5 separate regions of the Mus musculus genome follow, and regions 1, 2, 4 and 5 are each linked to region 3. A link is a loop called in an ENCODE intact Hi-C map of the cell type or tissue named here. Cell type or tissue: heart. All regions are shown on one strand. Each heading gives the region's core, and the rest is flanking DNA. Links, peaks and the distances in the headings are about the cores only. Region 1 overlaps Cracdl (capping protein inhibiting regulator of actin like). Region 2 overlaps Lyg2 (lysozyme G-like 2). Region 3 holds the start of Rev1 (REV1, DNA directed polymerase). Region 4 holds the start of Txndc9 (thioredoxin domain containing 9). Region 5 holds the start of Mitd1 (MIT, microtubule interacting and transport, domain containing 1).

Evidence for each region. Peaks named below come from ENCODE experiments on the same cell type or tissue, not always from the same donor. Only the 100,000 strongest peaks of a DNase experiment are listed, where the experiment ranks them.
Region 1: a loop joins it to region 3, with 6 times the contacts of the local background. A loop is called at or near these places in 5 of 42 quality-filtered maps.
Region 2: it touches region 3 in a loop (7-fold over the local background); 8 of 42 quality-filtered maps call a loop at or near these places.
Region 4: it touches region 3 in a loop (6-fold over the local background); 14 of 42 quality-filtered maps call a loop at or near these places.
Region 5: a loop joins it to region 3, with 4 times the contacts of the local background. A loop is called at or near these places in 8 of 42 quality-filtered maps.

Annotation. Positions count from the first base shown.
Region 1 is chr1:37,676,258-37,680,646 of GRCm38, reverse strand. The region is part of intron 1 of Cracdl (capping protein inhibiting regulator of actin like); the gene reads left to right. Among named protein-coding and RNA genes, the nearest start is that of Gm39628, 6.1 kb to the left of the region's middle. In heart, for the core only: a CTCF peak has its summit at 2,053 (motif pointing left); a DNase peak (open chromatin) is centred at 2,066.
Region 2 is chr1:37,901,585-37,905,973 of GRCm38, reverse strand. It overlaps Lyg2 (lysozyme G-like 2), which reads left to right. Exons shown (of 6, transcript NM_001033427.3): 6 at 1-51. Among named protein-coding and RNA genes, the nearest start is that of Lyg2, 13 kb to the left of the region's middle. In heart, for the core only: a CTCF peak has its summit at 2,634 (motif pointing left); no DNase peak of the experiment used is centred there.
Region 3 is chr1:38,128,020-38,132,408 of GRCm38, reverse strand. Rev1 (REV1, DNA directed polymerase) reads left to right here and starts at 2,743. Exons shown (of 23, transcript NM_019570.4): 1 at 2,743-2,947. Gm5099 (predicted gene 5099) reads right to left here and starts at 326. Exons shown (of 6, transcript NR_151587.1): 1 at 239-326. In heart, for the core only: CTCF peaks have their summits at 2,259 (motif pointing right) and 3,195; DNase peaks (open chromatin) are centred at 2,518 and 3,178; H3K4me3 peaks cover 2,350 bases; H3K27ac peaks cover 2,582 bases.
Region 4 is chr1:37,995,911-38,000,299 of GRCm38, reverse strand. It overlaps Txndc9 (thioredoxin domain containing 9), which reads left to right and starts at 3,092. Exons shown (of 5, transcript NM_172054.4): 1 at 3,092-3,191. It overlaps Eif5b (eukaryotic translation initiation factor 5B), which reads right to left and starts at 2,290. Exons shown (of 24, transcript NM_198303.2): 1 at 1,976-2,290. The coding sequence starts at 2,010. In heart, for the core only: a CTCF peak has its summit at 2,319; DNase peaks (open chromatin) are centred at 2,219 and 3,029; H3K4me3 peaks cover 3,551 bases; H3K27ac peaks cover 2,517 bases.
Region 5 is chr1:37,889,370-37,893,712 of GRCm38, reverse strand. It overlaps Mitd1 (MIT, microtubule interacting and transport, domain containing 1), which reads left to right and starts at 3,302. Exons shown (of 7, transcript NM_026913.3): 1 at 3,302-3,553. The coding sequence starts at 3,403. It overlaps Mrpl30 (mitochondrial ribosomal protein L30), which reads right to left and starts at 3,236. Exons shown (of 6, transcript NM_027098.3): 1 at 3,129-3,236; 2 at 690-770. In heart, for the core only: CTCF peaks have their summits at 2,117 (motif pointing left), 3,140 and 3,342; a DNase peak (open chromatin) is centred at 3,282; H3K4me3 peaks cover 2,531 bases; H3K27ac peaks cover 1,510 bases.

The DNA.
Region 1 (4,389 bases), core at 245-4,244, 450 kb after region 3:
GCCCGGCTGCTTTTTGTTATTGATTATTGACTTTGTGAGCCAAGTCTATATGGCTTGTGTTTTTGTCATGTATGGATGCTAAAAACTTTTATATGGCTCACTTAGTAGCCAATCAGGTAATGATTAGATGGACATTTTGGAAACACTCAGGACCAGCGTTTGGTGAGCACCTCCGTGTGTACCTGTTAGAACGTTCCTTTCAGCACTTGGCCAGGCCATCCACACCTGTGACTCCCCATTTTCTGTTTCTGCAAAGCATTGAGGTTAACCAGAGGTGAGTGATCTGGTCAGCTCAGGTCTGACTGTGTGCTCAGGCCTGCATGTGGCCTTAGAGATGAGAGGTCTGGTCAGCTCAGGTCTGACTGTGTGCTCAGGCCTGCATGCTGCCTTAGAGATGAGGGGTCTGGTCAGCTCAGGTCTGACTGTGTGCTCAGGCCTGCATGTGGCCTTAGAGATGAGAGGTCTGGTCAGCTCAGGTTTGACTGTGTGCTCAGGCCTGCATGCTGCTTTAGAGATGAGAGGTCTGGTCAGCTCAGGTCTGACTGTGTGCTCAGGCCTGCATGCTGCCTTAGAGATGAGAGGTCTGACTGTGTGCTCAGGTCTGCATGCTGCATTAGAGATGAGAGATCTGGTCAGCTCAGGTCTGACTGTGTGCTCAGGCCTGCATGGATCGTAGAGATGAGAGGTCTGGTCAGCTCAGGTCTGACTGTGTGTTCGGCCTGCATGCTGCCTTCTGGGTTCCCAGGAACCTGCCAAATGTCCCTTTAGCAAAGCTTGGTAGCTAAGTCTCCTGTTCCCGCAGCAGTGACCATCTGCCTTAGGCGTCTGTGAAGTACTATTTGGCTGTAATTGACTCTAACAAACACCTTATTTGGGAGGTGAGATGTTTTTCACATTGGATAAGCACCTTCCTAAATTACAGTGGGTTTCCCCTTTCTAAAGTGAGGGAATTAATACATCTTCAGCATCATCAGCATCATCGCCACCACCACCACCAGCAGCAGCAGCATCATCGCCACCTGCAGCAGCAGCTTCATCATCATGGGATGGAACTTTAAAGAAGCCTCAACCTGCCGAGCAGTTGGTAGCGCACGCCTTTAATCCTAGCACTTGGGAGGCGGAGGCAGGCATGGGGTGGGGAGGTCCTTATTCCAACATTTTCTGAATGTTGATTAATTAATTTGATCACTAACAGTGTCTTGACTCCCACGGACTGTTAGCTAAGCCAGCTCAGTTTGGTCACATGTTCACTCTGTCCCGAGGCATGTTATATACATCCTGTCACAGTGAGCTCTATTGCTTCAAGAAGTCGGGGGCTGACTGCCAGGTGAGAGCCCAGCTTCACCATCTTGCTGTTCTCAGCATCTAACGTTCCTCTCACCCGTGTTGCTTGCTCTTCCTTACACAGTTTGTGCTGGGCTTATGCACCTAATTTTTATCATACTTCACCGGACATATCTTTGCAGTAATTCCATCATTCCAGATTGTAAACATTCTCGCTGTTGAAAGCACTATCACACTTCTTAGGTATGATTTATTTCTGCCAAGAATGTTAGATAGTTACTCTGTATTAATCTCCATTAAAAAGGGGGGGGGGGAGGAAAATGCAGTTGCTTTTCCCACCATGCCTTCCCCAGTGGCGTGAAGTTCGAGGAGCGACTTCTGAGTCGGTCTTCCTTTAGGGTGTTGATCTTAAGCCTGGAGTTCAAAGGTCATGTTTGCTATCCAAGTTGAGTGCCAGCTGCACCCTTCCCTGTTGATGAAAGTGATTTCAGCCATGGGTTTCTGTCATTGCTTTGACTGGATGTCTGTGTGGGTTGTAGCTTGTGTACTTGAACTTGACTACTCGGTTGTCATTTGTTTCAAGGTTTGCGGCAGGAAGCCCAAGATCGTAGTCTGTCATCTTGACCTCTGAACCATTTGGGTGATGTTTGATGCTGGGGACTTTGGTGCTCATCCTGGCTGTCTCTGGAACTCAGGGCCTCTCATCCCTGGTAGGAAAGACCAGTTTATCTGGCAGGAGGTTCTAGCCTTCCCTCCCTCTGCTGCCCTCTGCTGGCCATGCTGGGCGACAGGACACCTGTAATTCTGTCTTTCCCCAGCACAGGCTGCTTCCCAGGCTCAAACCATCTCATGTGGGTGGCACTATTTCTGAATCCCAGTGAGTGAAGACGGACAGCCAGAGCAGGCTTGCCTGGAGGTGGTGTGGGTGGGTCTCCATGTGCTGCATTTTGAGAGCTGCCAAAAATACCAGTGAGCAATAATCCCTTCCATTAGCTCCTTTGTGCATGACATCATCTCTTTGGGTCTGGAACAACAGTCTGTGTGACAGACCTTGTCCTCTTCTTGTGACAGCTGAAGGACTTACTAGGGAGGGGACCCCAAGGCTACAGGGAAGACAGCAAGGTGGAATTCCTTTGGCACTCTTCAGACCTGAGTGTACCATTCTGTGGTGCAAGGTTACTGCACCTGGCTGATTGTACCGGTCGCACTTTGTATTAGTTTTGGAGCTGGTGGGAGCAACCCGCTGCTGTGCCTTGTTGTACTTTTGTGGTGTGCAGAGGCCCTGGCTGGGACCAGTGGGTGCCAGGGAAGACACAACTCACAACCTTCAGTCTTGTATGAGCCCCAGCAGTGACTGCCATTCAGAGGTTATTTCGGCTAGTGCTGGGCACACAGTGGGTAGCACCTGAGTCCTGGGAGGTGGATGCAAAGAGGAGTACCAATGGATCCTTAGCCATTAGTCCAACCCATCAAACCCCAATCCTCCTGCCTCTCTGGCACTCTCTTTGGGTAGCATTGAATCTTCTCCTGTTTTGGTCCCTCTGGATCTGGTGACTTACCCGACTCTGGACCACTGGTGATTCATTCGGAGTGTCTCATCCTCCCCACATGAGGCAAAGGCTCACTGTCCCAAACGCCCTCCACAGCTCTCTGTCAGTCTAGCTGCCACTGAGTCTGTCTTCCCTTGTCATCTCACTCAGAGGCCATGAGTCTGAGATTTCCTTTCTCACTGGAGAGCACGAGGCCCTCAGAACCACGGGATCCATAGAGGGGTGGCCCAGGGCTGAGAGTTTGCCCATCTTCCGGGTTACTGGGCTAGTTAGATGGGATTTAAAAGCACGGACAGTGCCTCTGCCACTCGGAACTCTACAACACATAGCTCTTCATTGGCTGGCACCCACCTTACAGTTCACCACCATCCACCCTGGATGCAGCCTCACTAGAAGTATACCAGCCCCGTTTGTCCCAGAGATGCAAAAGCTGAGCCAGAGAAAGTACATCCAGACAGCCTCAGGGACTTCAGATGCTCTTGACGTCACTCAGCCACTGCTGCTGCTGCATGCTCATGAAATTGGTTGGGACTTTTTTTCCTTTCCTGCAGATAAGCCTTGCAAAGGGTGGTTGGCATTTAAGAACAGATTTTCATGGTCCCCACAACTGAAGCCCCTGGTAGCTGACTTCAGGAGAAGCTGCGGCTGCATACAGAGCCTCTGGGTGTGTGGGTTTCCTTTTCTCTGCAGGCATCCTGCCAGGCCCAAGAGATAAATCCTTCCAACAGTTCCAGAAAGCCCTCAGTCTCACTCTCCTTGGTCTGAAACCAACCACAGGTCACCAAGGAGACGCAACAGCATTGACTGGATCGATCATCTCAAGCCTGAGCCATCGGCTCCCATCTCAGGCTACACCGTGTATTAAGAGTGCGGCTTTGGCAGATTCTTATGGAATCTGGGCTCTCAACATAGTTTCCAGTTCTGTTCAAAGCATGGTCCCCTCTGTCCAGCGGTGCCTAGGAGTAGGACTCCTTTTGAGTAGAGAGAAACCTAATCAATCATTAATCCATTACCCATGGGTCCTCATTTCTAGGTGCTGCCTACTGTGTGCTGAATAGGGGCTGAAATTCCACCTCAGCTGGCCTTACTTGACCTCCAGTGGCTCACAGGGAAAGCATTGTGTGTGGGAGCAGAAGCCTTGGACATCGAACTGAGCCTGCCTCAACCTGGTCCACTTGTGACTTGGATCCATCGCCCTTACTGTCCCCTTTCTGGGTTGGAAAGCATCCCGCCCTTCCCTGCAGACTCTAGGTTCTGTGTGAAGAGCAGCGCTTCCAGGGAAACCCAAAGCCTGCACTGTAAGAAGCAACTCTCAGAATGGACTGGGTCAATTCTGAGGGCCTCCTATCTCTTCTCCAGAGGTAGTGCTCCCTGATTCCCACCAGACAGATTCCTGCTGGACACGGCGGGCTTCCGAGCCTGCATGAGGCATGCACTGAATTCGCAGCAGCAGCAGTTGCTTGTCTCTCAGGTGAGCACTGCATGCTTATATTGGAGGTGCATCCCCATGGCACTAAGTTGGTAAGCATCAATTTAGGCTTACCTCATGTATCGA
Region 2 (4,389 bases), core at 283-4,282, 230 kb after region 3:
GAACTATGCCTAAGATGTTAACCCAAATGTCCATTAAATTGCCTTGCATCTTCAGCAGCCTCAAATTCCTTATATTTGTTGCCCATATTCCTCTTAGAGATACGCACCAGGCTTTTCAATGTAAACTTTACTTCTAATTTTTAAATTTTTCTCCAAAGCTGGGTGAAGAGAGCTGTTGTAGCTTGGATCTGGAGTGCCTGTCTCCCAAAGCCCCCATGTTCAATCCTTGGTCCCAACTTGGCATCAATGGGAAGAGTGGAACCTTTAAAAGATAGGGCCTACTGAGAAGCCTTGTAGCCATGGTGCACACAGCCTGGACTTGGATATCAAGCCCCAGCCCCCCCCCTCTTCCTCCCGTTCATTTCCAGCTGCAGGAGGTCAGCAGCTCTGTTCCCTCGCCCATTCTCTACCAGGACATGTTGCTTTGATTAAGTTTTGTGTTTTCTTTTGTGTACCAGCTGAATAAATGTTTTAAAATAAAACAAAACAAAACGTCTCCCTATGCAGCCCAGGCTGGCCTGAGACTCTTTAAGTCTTTTCCCTCCATCTCCCCGGTGCTAGGGTTCCAGGAATGCATGATCATACCTATCATGTGAAAGCTATACCCATCTGTATTTCTTTGTAATCACTGCCCTTAGTATAATTATCATTACTGACTAACAGTTTATTCCATACAAGGAAACTAGCAAACAGAATATGCAGAGTTAGTGCCTAAGATTGCCAGGGACCAGCCCCTGCTGAGGCCAGGGCTTGCAGCTGGCGGATGTAAGAGCATCGAGGGAAGCTTCAGAAGGGAGACACCATCCAGTTTTGTTTCATGAGAGATGGAAGCACATCTCGGTATGGCTTGGCCTAGTCTGACAACCTGTGTCTCTCACAGGCTATATTTAGACACAAAATCATTTCCTCAGGAACTTTATTCATTGATTACCCAGCTTTTCAAGATACATTTTCTTCTAAAGCCTTCCTTGATTACACAAGAATAGTGAAAGAGGAACACAGCAAGCAAACAGTAATTTTATGAGAACTAAAACCTAACATTATGATGAAATCAATTTTCTTCTTTTTTTTTAAAGATTTATTTATTATTATACATAAGTACACTGTAGCTGTCTTCAGATGCACCAGAAGAGGGCGTCAGATCTCATTAGGGAAGTCTGGGAGCCACCATGTGGTTGCTGGGATTTGAACTCAGGACCTTTGGAAGAGCAGTCGGTACTCTTAACCATTGAGCCATCTCTCCAGCCCCCAATTTTCTTTAAACTAAGTATCTTCTTCCTTAAGATTGGTGTCAGAAAGCCTTGTGGTTGCAGAAATACCAGACAGGATGACATTTTGAATTTGATTCTGTTTCAGTTTGGCACAAAATTAATAGATCAAAAGTTATTTCCTACTCCCCATTGTATCAAGCTTGGATTTCTACAAAGGTTCAATTTCTCTGACCTCTGTCTAATTCCTCCTTCCCTTCCTCTATATTTCTTTTATAATTGACATAAGACCACTGTCCTTTCTCTTAGATTCCTAAAACACTGTGCAGCCCCTTGCTTAAAAGCAAAGGCGGTCTGTTCTTTGTTTGTAATATATAGAAAAGTTCTGGTCAGGAAGGCAGGCAGTTCACGGAGCCAGCATGCTTTCTTCTGTGTCTCTGTCATGAACCCATGTTTCAATACAATTCCCATCTTTCTTACAATTCTGTAAAGAGCAGAACAACATCAGGATTCCTAAAACTGCTTCCTTCAGGAAGGTACCAAGGTTTGTCATTAACTGTGTGGCCAAACTCTCTTCCGATTCACACTAGTTCCTTGTTTCTGAAGCGAGATCTAAAAGCCTAGTGATTCAATTCATTTGCCAGCTGCTAGAATTCCCTAAGTTTTTCTTCTTTACTAATTGTTCTCACATCCTGTCTCATGCTTACTAGCAACACTCATTAATAATCTAAAAGTGTATCTAAATAGTAAGTTCTAAGAAAGACTCAGTTTTCTGCAGAACTGTTTTTCCCAGGGAACAGCCATTGATTCCACTCTTGTTTACAGCAGCTTCTTGTTCCAGCTCTAGCTTTCAGAGAGGCCTTTAGCAGTGAGAAACATAAGTATCATGTGTGTAGCGGATTTCTACCCAGGGCACTGGAGGCTCAGTCCGGGTCATCCAAGCTCTGGAACTTTGTCAAACAGTGCCTTCAGGACGCTTGGCACTGCCATAAGGTCACTCACTTTATATTTTAAAATTGCAAGGAAGTAAAAATAGAAATAATACACAGATAATAATACTCAGCTTGCTGACTGCCATTTTAAGGGTAAGCTTCTTTATTTAGTGTCCAGTGTTTTATATCTGACTCTTACTAGAAAAATGGTCAGTTGGTCACCAGAGGCCAGACCAAAACCTCTGGCCAGACAAATGCAGTCCCAACCAGATAAACCTAAATGAATAATCCTTAGCGACACGAGGTCAGGACTAAGGAATGAGTCTCTACAAGGTTTTGAGACCACGTGAAGCAGAGGAACACCTAGCTGAAGAGCTTGTCACACACAGAGCCCTTGGGGGTGGACTACAGGGTGGATTGTTTCAGCTGGTAGATTGGGAGGAGCCAATCTACCAGCTGAAACCTCCTGCCACCTCCTGGCCACACATGTAACTTCTCTTTTCCTTGAGAGGGGACAAGACGGGTGGTTTTCTTCTGGACAGTAGAATGTGACCTAGATGAAGAGTCATCCATGATTGTTTTACAAGCTTAATGGTGTTCATTCTGCTAGAGGCCCCCGCCCCACCTCCCCCCAGCGCTGGCTTTGAAGAGGTGACTTGCCCATTCTACAGTCACAAAAAAGTGAATTCTGCCAACAAGCTCAGAATCTGGAAGTAGATTCCTGCTCACATTTAACTCTGAGAACCACACATTATTAGCAGGAAGTATGTATTGCAGCTCCGTGAGACACTAAGCCAGTGGTTCTCAACCTGTAGGTAGTCAGTCCTTTGGGGATGAAATGACCTTTTCCCAGGGGTCATCTAGGACCATTGGGAAACACAGATATTTACATTACAATTCACAACAGTAGCAAAACTGCAGTTATGAAGTAGCAACAAAAGAGTTTTTTGGTTGGGGGTCACCACCACATGAGGAACTGCATTAAAGGGACCCAGCATCAGGAAGAATGAGCACCGCTGGTCTAAGCAGGCTACCAGCTGGGCTCTGACCACTCTGCAGCCTCACAGAAACCATGAGGAAGCGCGTGCTTTATGCAGCTTTGCCTGTGTAACAACAGAGAGCCGCCCCCTCGGCCTATGCTCTTGACTGTCTCTTCTTTAGACATCTTCATTTTCTAAATATTCAGCGTAACAATCCTTCCGGTGGTGGGCTGCTGAAGTTAAGATGATTACCCAAACTGCAACTCTTTAGAGAAAACAAAACAAAACCAACCTAGTTTCTCCAGGTCTCCATAGTAACATTAACACCAAAGGGTGACATAGAATAGTTCCTACGTATACAGGATTTTCCAAGCCCACTGTAGGCAGGGGTATGCTTGTGGCACTAAATGGGCAGGTTTCTCTCCAACTAGACACCATTTTAAAGTGGCCTTTGGGCTCCTGTTTCCTCTAGGCCACACATATACCAGACATACAATAATTAATAAATTAAAACTGCAATTGGCTTTCAGCTCATTAATAAATAAAAGCTGATTTCAGGCTTGTAGTTCAATGACGCTTTTGCCTTGATAAGTACTCAACATTAAGACCTGTGCCAGAACACTGGAACAAAAGAGTTTGCAAATGTTGGTGTGGCCTGAGCTGAAAATTACCAAGGACAAAGCAAAGCAAAGGGCACAAGAACGCAGGCTCTCCTTTAATGAGCTGCACGGGCTTCCCACTACTGAGTCTCCCCTAGAATTCTTACGACTTCTCACTTTCCCAGGTATCTGAAAAAGGAAGGAGATGAAAGGATTCTCCCCTTGCCCGGCAGTTCAGCAGTTAGGAGCTCACACTGTTCTCCCAGAGGTCAACGCTTGGGTCTCGGTGCCCACTGCCCCTGGACCTCCAGACCCAGGGTATCTGGCACCCTCTTCTGGTCTATTCACACACCTGCACTAATGTGCACCCCCTCCCTCAAACACACACACACACACACACACACACACACACACACACACACACACACACACGCACATTACTAAAAGTAAATGTTTCTTTTCTTATTTTTATTTATTTATTTTATGTATAAGAGTACACTGTCTCTGTCTTCAGACACACCAGAAGAGGGCATCCAATCCCATTACAGACGGTTGTGAGCCACCATGTGGTTTCTGGGAATTGAACTCAGGTCCTCTGGAAGAGCAGTCAGTGCTCTTAACTGCTGAGCCATCTCTTCAGCCCCAATATAAATATTTCTTAAAAATAGAT
Region 3 (4,389 bases), core at 148-4,147:
CAGAACCAACCTCTCAGTCCGTACTGCAACTTTCCTCGCAGGTTCCCACTGTGCCTGCAAGATTGCCCTCAGATGGTAGCCCTGAGCCTAGCCTGCAGCTGTTGCCTCTCACCACACTAAAAGCTTTTTAAAGACAGGAAATCAATATGTTTGGCCACGGGCATACAGGGTGTACCATATGACTGATTACTCGTTGGGTCACAATGAATGTTGTGAACTGTGTTGGTTAAATACGAACCTGAATGTATGTTTGAGAGTGTTAAGTCCTGGCAAACCAACTCTGCTTTCAACACCCTCCGTTCACGTGGGCTTGAGCCACGCCCTCTTATTATTTCATCTGTCAGCATAATGGATGGAATGCTTTGTAATAATAAGCACTACCTGGCCATGTAAGTCACTGTGAACAGACCACTGTCAGGGGTTCCAGAACAAACTTTAAAAGTATATATATATGGAATTTACTGCCAGAGGCCAAGTGAATGTGTAGCAGAATTCATGTCCTTTTATTCATAACCCTAAAAGGGCCATTGACCTGCATTCTTACGGGCTTCTTAAGGTGTCAGAAATGATTAAATTTTTTTAAAAAATCAATTTTAATGAAGCTTAGGAAAGGAGTGAAAAGGTACAGCTCCCCCAAGGATTCCCAAGTGTGGGGCCCAGATGGGTCATCTTAGGTGCTGTCTCCAAAGCCTAGCTCGCCTTCGATAAGGAAAAATATAGACTTTATAAAAATAAATAGATGGGCAAGTGAATCTTGACAATAAAGTTAAAATAAGAACTTTCTGAAGTAGATAAAAATAAACCCTGGGCAAACTTGTTCGTAACACAGACTCTAGAATTTATCTACCGTTTATTTCTTCTCGCCTCTCGGTTCTGTTTGTTTTACAGAGAAAGACATCTTCTTTCCACTTTCTTTCAACTTGACACAAGCTAGGGTCATCTGGGAAGAGGGAACATCAACTGAGAAAACACCTCTATCAGAATCGGCCTGTGGACAAGTCTGTGGGACAGATGATTGATGTGGGATGGGCCAGCCCACTGTGGGCGGTGCCCACCCTGGGTGGGTGGCCTTAGTTGTATCAGGAATAGAGGAGCAAGCCATTAGAGGCAAGCCAGTGAAGTGAGCAGGGCTCCTGAGTGGTCTCTGCTTCAGTTCCTGCATCCAGGTTCTGTCCTGACTTCCCTTCCCCGTGGGTTGTAAACTGTAAGGTGAGATAGGCCCTTTCCTCCTTAAGTTGTTTTTTTGGTAATAATGTTTGTTGCAGCAAAAGAAAGCAAACGAGGATGGGACAGTTTGTTTATTTGCTTGAGAAAAATACAGAAAAAGTAATCTTTGATTATGAAAGAAGAGGAAAAGTATTCACAAGTTATTTTTCAGTCTCAAAAATAAAGTTTTGGTGTTTTTCTCATTGGAAATAACTGCTGTGTAGAGACAGTTTTTCAAAACTCCTCACAAGCCTCATTTCCCGCCCAGCGGTATTTCCGAACACAAGCTGGTGGTGTTGCAGCTCGTTCTGAAACTCCTGCAGTTACACTGTATCTAGCTCTTCAATTGTGGGTCCAGAGAAACAGAGCTGGGAGGGAATACTGAAGTTGAATTCATAAAGGAGAGCGAGCAAGTGGAGCAAAGGGGGAGAGGTTAAAATCGAGACAGATATATATATTTCCCATGTACATATACATACACAGAAAGAGAGAGAGAGATTTCGATTATCTCCTGTCTCTCTGGGAAAGGAACCTCAGGTTTGCAAAGTCAGTTTTAAAAAGAGTACTACTGTTTTCTAAGTGCCTGCAAACTCCTTTCAAAAGTCTTAAGGTGGGGAAGGAACAAAAGTGTTCAGTCTAGGGCGAGGAGTTGGTTGGCTTAATGTTTGAGCATTCCAACAATAAAGACTATCACAATAACCATGCAGTCTCCCATTGAACAGACACTACAGAGGCGGGGGAAATGGGCCTTAAGAGACTGTTTTTTTTCTTTTTTGCTAGGTGTATTTAACATCCACGAATAAATTGTGTAGCTGCTGGTTTTTTGTTTTTGTTTGTTTGTTTTTAACCATCACAAGGGAAAGCAATTTTCTTCAGGTCTGTGTGTTGCAAGTGGGAAAGGCAGGTAGAGCACAGGACCGGCAGTGGTAAGATTGTGAGGGACGTCGTGTCTGGACACAGCCTAGCTGGCTGCCAGCAAGTGACCTGGCATTCCCGCAGACCCGTGTGGGCCGCGGTTCTCCGCTCGCCGACCGAGCATGTGCTAGCCTGTGAGCGTCCTGGCCGCCGCTAGGTGGCGCCGCACATCAATCGGAGCGCGGTGCGGCGACGCGTTTCGCGCCTCGGCCGACCCTGCGCGGTCGTCTACCCGGTTAGTCCCGGCACCCGCGCCCTCCGCGGCGGCTGGGGAGCCCGGGCGGGGCGGGGCGGGGCGGGGCACGGCGGGGCGCGGCTGCGCGTCGCTGCAGCACCATTAGCTAGCCGGCCCCGGCGGGAGGCAGCGTGGTGATGCGGCGGGTCCCGCGCCACCTCCGCCCAGCCAGCCGCACGGTCACGTGCAGCCGAGGCGCTGCTCTCCACCCCCCCTCCCCGCGGGCGCCGGCGCGAGAGGAGGGCGGGGCCGGGGTCGCCTCGGGCCGGGCGCGAGCAGCGCGCGTGCGCCGCGCCCGGTGAGTGCGTGCGGGGCCGGGCCAGCGGGCCGCGGTGTGGATGGGAGGGGGAGCCGGGCGCGCGCCAGAGGAGCGGCGGGGGAGGGGCGGAGCTGCCGCGGAGGCGCGAGGCGGGCGCAGCGACTGAGGGAGCGTGGGCCGCGGTGCGGTGCGGTGCGGCTGGGCGGCCGCCTGACCGGTTGCCTTCCCCGGCGTTCCCCTCAGCCGCGGGGAGGACACTGAACGACGGCGGCGCCCGCGAGGCCCGAGGAAGCGGCTGGGCCCGGGCATGGTGGCCTGGGGCGGCGCGGAAGGTGAGCGACCCCCGGGCCGGCGGGTGGGGGAGGGGTACCGAGCCTCCGCCGTCCCCGCCTCCGCCGCACGAGCGGCCCGAGGCGCCGAGGCCGGGGGCTCGCGGTGCTGCCGCGAGGCCTCCTGCCTGCCGCGCCGCGTCGCCCCTGCGCCTCCGGCCGCCGGGTTATGTAACGCGTGACCTCCCGTTCCCGCTCCACACCCGGCGCTCCGTCGCGCGCCGATCGGGGCGCCCGCGGCCCTGCCTCCGAGTCCCGCCGCTGGCGTCGCAAGTCACCGGTTCCTCCTGCGCCGGCGCCTGGCCGGCCATTCATTCCCTCGCGCGTTCGAGTGTCCGCTCCGCCAGCGTTTGCAGAACGTGGCAGGGGGCACCCGGGGCCCGCGCCGCGGGTCTTCGCTCGTCCCCGGTGCATCGGCTTCTCCCCTCTGCCTTGCTCTTAGGCATCCCGGAGGCAGTGTTTCTCTCACTCCTTTTCCCTTGTCACTTATCTGTCCCCTTCATGTGCAGGACACCTGTCCCCAAGTGTTTGTACAGGTGCTCAGTTCACACTTGGGTGTGCTGTTATAATAACAGTCGGGGTGCACCGAGGGGGCACTTGTTTGTTTGGAGACTCTTCCTGTCCCGGGTTTGCAAAGCCCGGACTTTCCTGTAGTATCGTTCCTTGATTGTTTAAAAAAACACTACAGGTGATACATGCCTAGGATTTCACCGTGTGTTTTTTGGTGTTTCTTGGGTATAAAGTAGAAATGGTATGTAGATAAAAACAAGAGACCTCATAAAAAGGATTTGTAACTATTAAGGGCTATGTAACAGCTCTTAAATTATTTGCTTGGTCTCTGGCTTCTCTAGTACCTGTTCTTCCTTTACGTAGAGTAATAATACCACAATCTTGTTCCTATGGAGTGCGCATTAGCTCAGCTTAGCAAGACTCCATAAGTTTGCTTTCCCATATTGACCGGGCTTTGCCCAGGCAAATGCTGCTAGAATACCCTTCCGGCCCTTCCAGTGCTACCTGTGATGGACACTTGGAAGCTTACCTGGAGCTCTCCATCCAGGACTTCAGTCTGCACGAGTGCACTCGTTCATTGCTTAGACTACTTACTTGCCATTTTTCTTGAATTTCTGTTTTCTTGTTTGTGTCTTGTAGGTCCTTTGAGGTCAGTATGTACCAAAATCGTGTATCTTGTCATGAAACTTTACTCCTTTTTATGGTAAATAATGCATATTTGTTCATTTTCTTAAGGGTGGGAATCACTTTTAACATTAAATCTCTATGTCATCTCAGGTAGAAAAATACACATTTTCAAAATTAATGTGCTGAAATACGTAACTCCACTTCTTTAACACTGAAAACCAAGATTCTAAATGGAAAGGAAGGAAAGCCTGTTCCCAACAACCAGTCACAGTAAATACATTCCAGAGGCTACATAGACCTATATTTAA
Region 4 (4,389 bases), core at 98-4,097, 130 kb after region 3:
AAGTGAGCCAAAGGGATGCACCAAGAGCCTGTTCTCAAATGGTTAGTGTGTTAGTATACCAAGAGTGGAGCTGGATCTCTTCTGTTCTAAAGATTTCCCACAGGGGAAAATCTTTTATAAACAAATCTTTACTAAAACTGCAGACAAAAATTAGTATCTTTCCTTCCAATAGCTTTTCTCCATCGTTAAAAAGTCCGAAAGGTAAGTAAAAACTAGAAACTGAGTAACAAAAATATGGATTTTTTAAATTTAAACTTGGTATAAACATGAATCAAACAGATAAACTGGAAAAAAAAAAACTTTAAAAACTCAAGGAAGCCTCCTAGTAATCTACTCCTGTAATTCCTTACAAGGTGAAGGAGAGTCAGGAGGTTCAAGGAAGCCCCTCTGGCCACACAGAGAAGCAGCCAGGCTAAGCTGTGTGAGACCCAGTTTTAACAACTCTAAAAAACGCTATCAGGGAAAACAGAAACTAGCTTTAGAGGTAAGAAAACAGTTCCTATTCCTTAGTCCAATCCAACTGTGGTTGTCTTGTTACATTTCTACAGGGCCCCAGCACAACCTTTATCTTCCAGATACACCTGACGTTTGTACACATGAAAGGCCTCAGATTTGGTTTAGACTGTCCAACAAGTGGGTATTTTAGAACTGGCCAAGTGATGATGTTTGCAGACCGGCAAAGGCAGGGTAGGGTGATGATTTAACACAGAAACAGACAATGCAGAGTACATACATAGATAGATGACTGATAGAACTCAAAATTCTTCTCAGAAAAATATAAATAAATAAAATGTTACTCACGTATGCCAATGTCCTACCAAAGGTTCAGGAATATCTGCTTACCTCTTTTTATTCTCCTGATTTGACTAACAGTAACTTTCAGGCCACTCTTTGAGAAGCCCTACCCCCATTCTAGAGGAAGTTCTCAGCTTCCCTGCTCTACAGAACCCTCCTCTGTTGTCCCTCTTAATGCTCACATCTAAATCTGTAATAAACCCTGTTCCTCATAAACACTAACTCTGCCACAAGAAACCCAGAATCTATTCCGCAGACCAGTTTACATTCTCCAACAGACCTAAAACCAAAATACAAGCCTAGTCTTTAAATTCTTCTTGCCAGATAGCCAACTGCGAGGTCCACACACTTAAGTGTTCCGACATACACTTCAACAGCTTTAACTTCAAAACCATGTCTGTGTGAGCCACAGCGATGAAGTGCCACAAGGCTTGGTTTTGTTTTCGGTTACCTGTAGTGTTTTAAATTAAGTTGAATGGCCATTACTTAAAGATGAAATGGAACAGATGGTTGCAGACGCCCAGGAAGTCAACTCAACTGAAAAGGGTAAAAGAACTTAATCGAACGTGGCACAGGCATGCTCCCCAAATCTCCGCCTAAGTAGCTCATAAACACACACTCCTTCCCCTGAAAAGGCTTTTTCTTTTAAGGTTAGAAAGCAGCGACCCTTGACTGGTTTCTTCCCCTCCTCCTTTCTTAAGGGAAGCGGTAGGAAGCCAAGACATACGCAAAAAAAAAAAAAAAAAGAGGCCGGAAAATGGAAAGCCAGAAAGCAGGACTGGGCAACCGGGACTTTAAATAACCCCAGAAGTGTTTCCAACTTGGCACACGGGAGGAGGGAGCCGCTGGGCTACCTCTCCGCAACCCCGAGCACCTCCGAAGTTCCTGAGCCGCTCTGGGAGGCGTTCCCAGGGCCAGGGGAGGCGAGGGAGCCGTTCCCGGCCCGCCCCACCCGGGCTCTCCGGGCCCGGCTCGCACTCACCTGGGCCGTAGGCCTGGCTTAGCAGCGCCCGAGCCCGGCCCCACACCGCCCGGACCCCCAAACGACCTCCGAGCCCCTCAGCCCCACGCCTCGGACCCCAGCCCGAGCCCCGGCCGCGGGACGCGCCCCGTCGAGGCTCGCCCATCCAGGGCCCCGCGCGACTCCCGGAGGACCCCCGGCCCGAGCCCCGCCGCCTACCTGTCTTCGCTCTTGTTTTTCTGTTTCTTCCCCATCGCTTGTCAACGGCGCTCGCGGCCCCGGCCCCTCGGTTCGGTGTCTCACAGACCCACTGTCTCCCGGCTGACTCCAATGCCCGCTCGGCTCGGTCCCCCTCGCGCCGCCGCCTCTCGCACCCGGCTCTCCACAGACCCGCGCACTGGGACAGGGCACATATGGTGTGAGCCCTCAGTACGCAAGCGCATCGCCCCGCCGCCTCGGCGTGGGGACGCAGGGCGCGGCTCATCGAGAGCGGCGCTTCGGCTAGAGCGTCTCCAGTAGAGCCGCCGGCCAGGTGGGAACCCAGGCGCCCCCTCGCCGCAAGTGAGCGCCGCGCACCGACGTCCGGCGGATCCCGGGTTCTAGAACCTAGAGGACGACAATGAGGCCGTTCATTTCTCACGTCGGCACCCTTCCCGGGGCTGGCTTTCGACGCAGAAGTGGGACTGAAAATTCTCCCCTGCCTACGCGGCCTCAGCTGCGGGAAGTCCATTACAGGACCACAAAGAGTCAATGATGAGCGTTCTGGGGGTGGCAGGACAAAAAATGGGATCCCTCTCAGAAACACTCATGAATTGTCAACTGTGTACATTTATTAAGGGGAAAAAGACATAAGGACACAGCAACGGGTCCCCTAATATGAATCTTCGTATGAGCAAGTTCTAAAAATTCATGTGCCTAAGAAAGTCAGGAGGGAAGATCCTGGCATGGTGAAAATTTTCTCCATGTTTCGGGGCGATGTTACTAGTGTGAGCTGTGTATAAATTATAATGTACTGTAAGCTACACTTTCGAAACTATTAAACACAACGAGAAATGAAGCCCCTCTGTCACTCAGGCTCAAGACCCGGCTCGTTTCCCGGTAGAGCCGGGACCCGCAGTCAGTGCACAAAGAACTACAATTCCCAACGTGCCTAGCGCCCATCCCTCCGGCCATTAGCCCACGTGAAGCGTAGGCTCGGAAGCCAGTAGTTCCGGGTGGCGGAGGATAGGGCTTCTCCGAGGCTTTCGTCACTCGCCACCGCCCTTTCCGCGAGTGTCTCACATTGTATCGCGAGAGGACTGTAGCCAATGAAGTGGCGGAGTTAACAGCCCCTTCTCTGCCCTTAACAATTGCTGCGAGGTTGAAACCTGTGTGAACCCGGTGGGTATTCTTGATCTGCGGCTTCCTCTCTCCGTAGGCCTCATCAATAGTCCAGGTACGGCTGAGGGTGATGTGGCCGATAGTGCCACAGCGTCCCAGTGTTGATGAAGGACACATCCTCGGCTGGGATCGAGGGAGCGGCTGGGAGGGCCTCGTCTGGGCGGCTGCGGAGGCTACGGCGCATGCGCCCCAGTTAGTGCGAAATCGGGTCCCCCCGGAACTACTCCACCAGTCTCTTGAGCTCAGGGAGTGGCGAAGAGTCTGCTGACAGGTACATGGGGTTAGGGTTTCGGTTAGGAGTTTGTAGGGGAGTACATAGGTGTCAGGGCCCCCAGTTCGTCGGTAAGAATAATACTCGATTTGGTTCAATAAATAGAAAGTTATGTCCTTACCCCCAATATAAAGGCAGTGACCACCTCCGCCTAATTCAGGGCAGCACTTTTAGTCGCGTGAAGCTCCGCATTTAAACGTAAAGGTCTCCTGTGAAATTCTCGGTGATAAACGAATACTGTGATGCAGATTCTGAGTGGCTGGTCTCGGATCCTTCTCTCTCTTCCCCGAGTTAGGGATCCTGGGAGTACAGCTTCTTTTCAGTTGTATAGTATTTATGAGAAGCTGACAGTTGGAGTTTTTAAATGACCTTATGTAGCCCAGGCCTATCGCTCCAAATATGAGGTGTGACCCTTATGCTTCTGCCCTTGAGAGCTGAGGTTGTAATCATGAGCCACCATGCCCAGGCTTATTTTGTGTGTGAGCTGATTAGTTTTAGCTGTCAACTTGATAGAATAATCTACGGTCACCTAGGAAGAAAGACTCATTGAGAAATTGGGTAGATTAGGTTGGCCAGTGGGCATGGCTCAGAGAGTAGGGATTGTCTTGGTTGCATTAATTAATCTACTCCCAGATTAATGTTGTTCTCCAGCAGATGTTGGACACAAGTAGACGTGTGTGTAATTACTTCTCTCTGCTTCAAGAGCCTGCCTTTAGTCGTAGAAGCGATGGGCTGTCACCTGGACTTGTAACGTTTATGTCAGGATATTTTTGAGGAAGTATGCCGAAAAGCAAGCTAGTGTATTTAGGGATTTCCCTGGATTCTGGAACCATAAATGAGATCTTTGATGGTTTACATCTTTATTCTGGTTTTGGCAGGTGTTGGGGCCTACATGCTGAGTTCTAAGGCCAAAATAGTGCCTCCAACATGGCATCTGTTGTGTTAACCTCTCAGGCTCTGTTACAGAGACCCTGTTTTAAAA
Region 5 (4,343 bases), core at 344-4,343, 240 kb after region 3:
AAATCACAGAAAATGCAAAACTAGATGGTACTGAAGAAATTCTACCTCTTAGAATCAGAACCAAGTGCCCTCTTATTTTACATATGAGGAAGATGACTTGCAGAAAGCAATCACTTCCCCAAGGTATCCAGCCATTAGGAGAGTATGTACAGATAGGCATTGGTGGCACATGCCTCTGACCCTACACTTGGGAAGCCTGGGACAGAAAGAAAAGTCCTCCCTTTCAGACTCCTCATCTCCCCTCAGGAACCCTGCCAACCACTAGGGTTGGCATGTATGTACACATGGGCTCACTTTGTTTGTTGAGAGGACAACTACACCAGCAGCTATGAACACACTTTGTGCTCAGATAGTGACTTTAATAGCACTCGCTTCAAAGGGCTCCTTCAAGAGACAGCTGACAGTCTGCTGCAACCTGAGGAACCAGGAAGTCGGTACTCAGAAATGCAAACCCAAGGGAGCGTATTAAAGGGATACAGACACAACTGAAACAGCTCCCAGTGGCCATACTGGAGTGACTATAGTTAAACAAACACACAACAAAGTTTCAGTTTATAACTGGGACCTACACTGTCATGGATCAGTCCACACTTACATACAAGTAAAGGGACTGGAGCACTGCTCCCAGGAGTGCTGTACAGAACAGCAGGGGTTGCCATTAAGGAGAACAAACTGACATGTAACACTACCTCCACCAGGAGATCAGGGATGGGGAACACCAATGGTGATCAGAGCGGACAGCATTCCAGCCAGGGCTACATAGTGGGAACCTATCATAAAACAGAACAAAACGTTGCTAGCACCTATACTTGATCCCAGGACATGTAATGAAATGACTTCCACCACAAAGCCGATACATTTAACTCCACTTAAGAGAAAAACCACCGTGGACTGAGGGTTATTGTGTGTGCTAGCTAATTTTATGTCACCTTGCCATAAGCCCTGCTTGAGTTCCTGTCCTGACTTCCTCAGTGATGGACTATGATGTAGAAGAGAGATGTGTCTCTCAAAGGAAAATACACCCTTTCCTCCCCAACTTGCTTCCTTTTTTTGGTCATGGTGCTTCATCGTAGCAATAGTAACCCTAACTGTGGAAAACACTTCATTAACACATTTTCAAATATCTCACTTCTCGAAACTGCCAAGGTCATCACAACTAGAAACCCGAGAAACTGGCCAAGAACCCAAGAGCTACACAATCATCATTATATACAATACACACTACATTGGTGTCTGAGTTGGATCCTGGAATATAATAGGACATGGACACCCAACAAAGCTAAAGAAATCTGTCTTAATAAAGCAAATGACGTTAATAACGTACCAATTTGGTTCAGCAGCTGCACTGAGCACCCTACACTAATATTTGATGATAAAGGCAGAAACTGAGCAGGGAAGGTACAGGTCCCTGTACTAAGCTTCACTCACCACTTCTCTTGAAATCTAAAATTGCCTAAAGCTAAAAGCTCATTTATTAAAAAATAAATTAAAAAAAATTAAAGCTGGAACTAGGAATATGTTTCAGAGGTACAACGCTTACCTGGCATGCATGAGTTTCTGGGTTCAACACCTAGTTGAAGCTGGAGGTCTTCTCCCTATTTTGGCTCAAACCTTCTCTTGTCAACAGGTCTACCTGGATCACGCTGTTTCAGTCCTGAATGAGGACTACCTCCACCAAACAGCTTAACATTCGCAGCCACAGCCCTGCCAGCACTTCTGCACCTTGCCTTACTTGAGTACTCGTGTTCTATTGTACTTTGCTGGTTTACCATTTAGTGGCTGTCTCCACTCTGTACACGGGACAGTGCCAGAAGACAAGGACTTTATATTTTGGTTTGGATCTGCTCAAGTCATAGATGTGTCTCTCAAAGCAGCTTCGGCACTCAAGATTCTCTGCTGAAGTTTAATTTCAGATATAAGCAGGCAGCACCATCAAAACTGCTTTTTGTTGTTGTTGTTTTTCCTTTTGGTGAGGGAAGGTACTGGGGATTGAACCCATAGCCTTGCATACAGAATATAAGTGCTCTGAGCTGCAACTCATTTCAATACAGTAGGCATTATTCTTATGTGCGTAGCTTTTGGACCTTGAAGCAATTATACTGCCATCTACTGTACAACAACTTTCCTCTGTACTGTTGCAAATACCAGAAAAATGGGGCTGGAGACATGGCTCAGCAGTTATGAGCACTGGCTGCTCTTCCAGAGGTCCCACATTTAATTCCCGGTGACCACCTGGAAGCTTACAAATGTTTTTTTAACTCTATCTAGTTCCAGGGGATCTGACTATCTTCTGGCCTCCATGGGCACTACACGCACATGGTGTAGATATGACAGGCAAAACACCCATACACATAAAAATAAACTGAAAAATACCATTTATCACATGGGATATATAACCTATTTCTATTTTCTAATATGTTAATATATGAGTATACACAGAAAAACAAAAGGCTGCCAAAACCATTTTTCCTCTCCCTCACCCCGAAAGGTTTGCTGGAGTTTTGTTGTTGTTTTGCTTTTTTACAATGGTTATGCACGTAAACAGCTCTTTACCCCTAAACTACAACACCAGCTCGTAAGTGGTTCTTTAATTAATTTCTCTTTCTAAAGGGTCAAGGTATATATCTATAACGAGGAGTGAACATTCCTGAAAATACAGAACACTGAATTTCCCGTGCAATCAACCGCGTTCTCTGAAATCAACAAATGTCTCTCTTCTTCGAATTCCCAGGACGTAAAGGTAGTAGGCAGCCGTCATAACGGCCTCTCAGCCACCAAAAGCAGCTGCTTTAACAAGTGACAATCACAGGGGCCTGCAAAATCACTGTCTTTAATAAACAGCAACTCCAAAAACTCAGCACTCTAAAATCGCAACATCTTAAAATTAAGCAAGTTTTGCCTTCTTAAAAAAAAATAATAAATTTCACTGACGCTTGGATGGCTCGGACCTAGATCTACACGAGTGAGACTCTCAGAGACACGCGCGTCGCAGCACGACTCGAATAAAGTGACAACCTGGCTGCTTTCAGAAGATCAAGAAATAGGTCTGCGGGACCTCCAACTCGAAACAGAAAGAAAGTCATTTCGTAACTGCAGAGAGAGCCTCTAGCTCCCACGACCGCACTCACCGGCGACCGCTGTGTCCACTCCGAACGTCCCCGCAGCCGGAAGGAGAGGAACAGAGGCAGGTGGACCCAGTGCAACATTCAAACCACGCCGTTGCCGTCACAGACCGTACGGTTCTTTGGTTCCGGGAAAGGTTTTTTTTTTTTTTTGTCCCGGCCCATTCACAACGCGCCATAGAAGACAGCGCAGGCGCAGCGGCGTCACGCGTGCGCTTCCTGGAAGCGCAGTGGGTCAGCTCTTGGAATTTGCTGGCGGTGCCCAGGAGTTGTCACAGTGATGGCTAAGTCCAGCCTGGGACAGGATTCCGATAGCACTGCGGCGGTGGCGGTACTAAAGCGGGCAGTAGAGCTGGATGCAGAGTCCCGGTACCAGCAGGCTCTGGTGTGTTACCAGGAGGGGATTGACATGCTCTTGCAGGTTCTGAAAGGTGAGCGAGTTTCGGTTTCCGCTCTGTCTGGGACTGAGCGGAAACTTAAGAAAACGAAACTTACTAACTACCAGGAAGCATTCAAATTCAGGAGTTATATTCTGATAATCTGCAGGACAACGGAGGTGGTGGCCTTTGCAATAGACCGATGTTATCGCTAAGGACCATAAGAGGCATAACCAAATATAATCTATAAGGCTTGATAGGTCTTGCGTTTGAATCAATTTTATTCTTCGTTGTTGTCAGTTTGTGACATGATTTTTCTCCTTCCTCTGGCTCACCTTCCTGCCCTCACCCCAACTATGATCCATTGAGTTTCACTAGGGTGGAAGTTTGTTTACAGAGCTATGTGCACGTTACCAGCGACTACAGCACTGACTAAATTGTCTCTCCCTCCTCCATCAATGATTATATATTCATTCTCAAGATGGGGGTGCATTCCACGGCCATTTATTCTATGTGCACCAACCAGTTGTCAGTCTCTGCAGTCACTACCCGGTACTGGTGGAAGAGGCTTCTCTGACCATGTGGACTACAGCACTGCTCTATGGGCATAAACATAATGAGGTAGAGGGCAGTTTGGCAGATACATCATGTTGATTTAATAAAACTACAGCAGTAGTAGTACGGCCCCTAGGGCCTAGGACCGCCACAGTCTTGATTTTTAGTTAGGTATAAAGTACCAGATGAGAGTCCCTCTTGTCAAGCAGACTTCACATCCAATCAGAAAGCAGTTGGGTACCACATTTACCACGATTGCGCCAATGGGCTCATCTTTCCCAGATGGTTG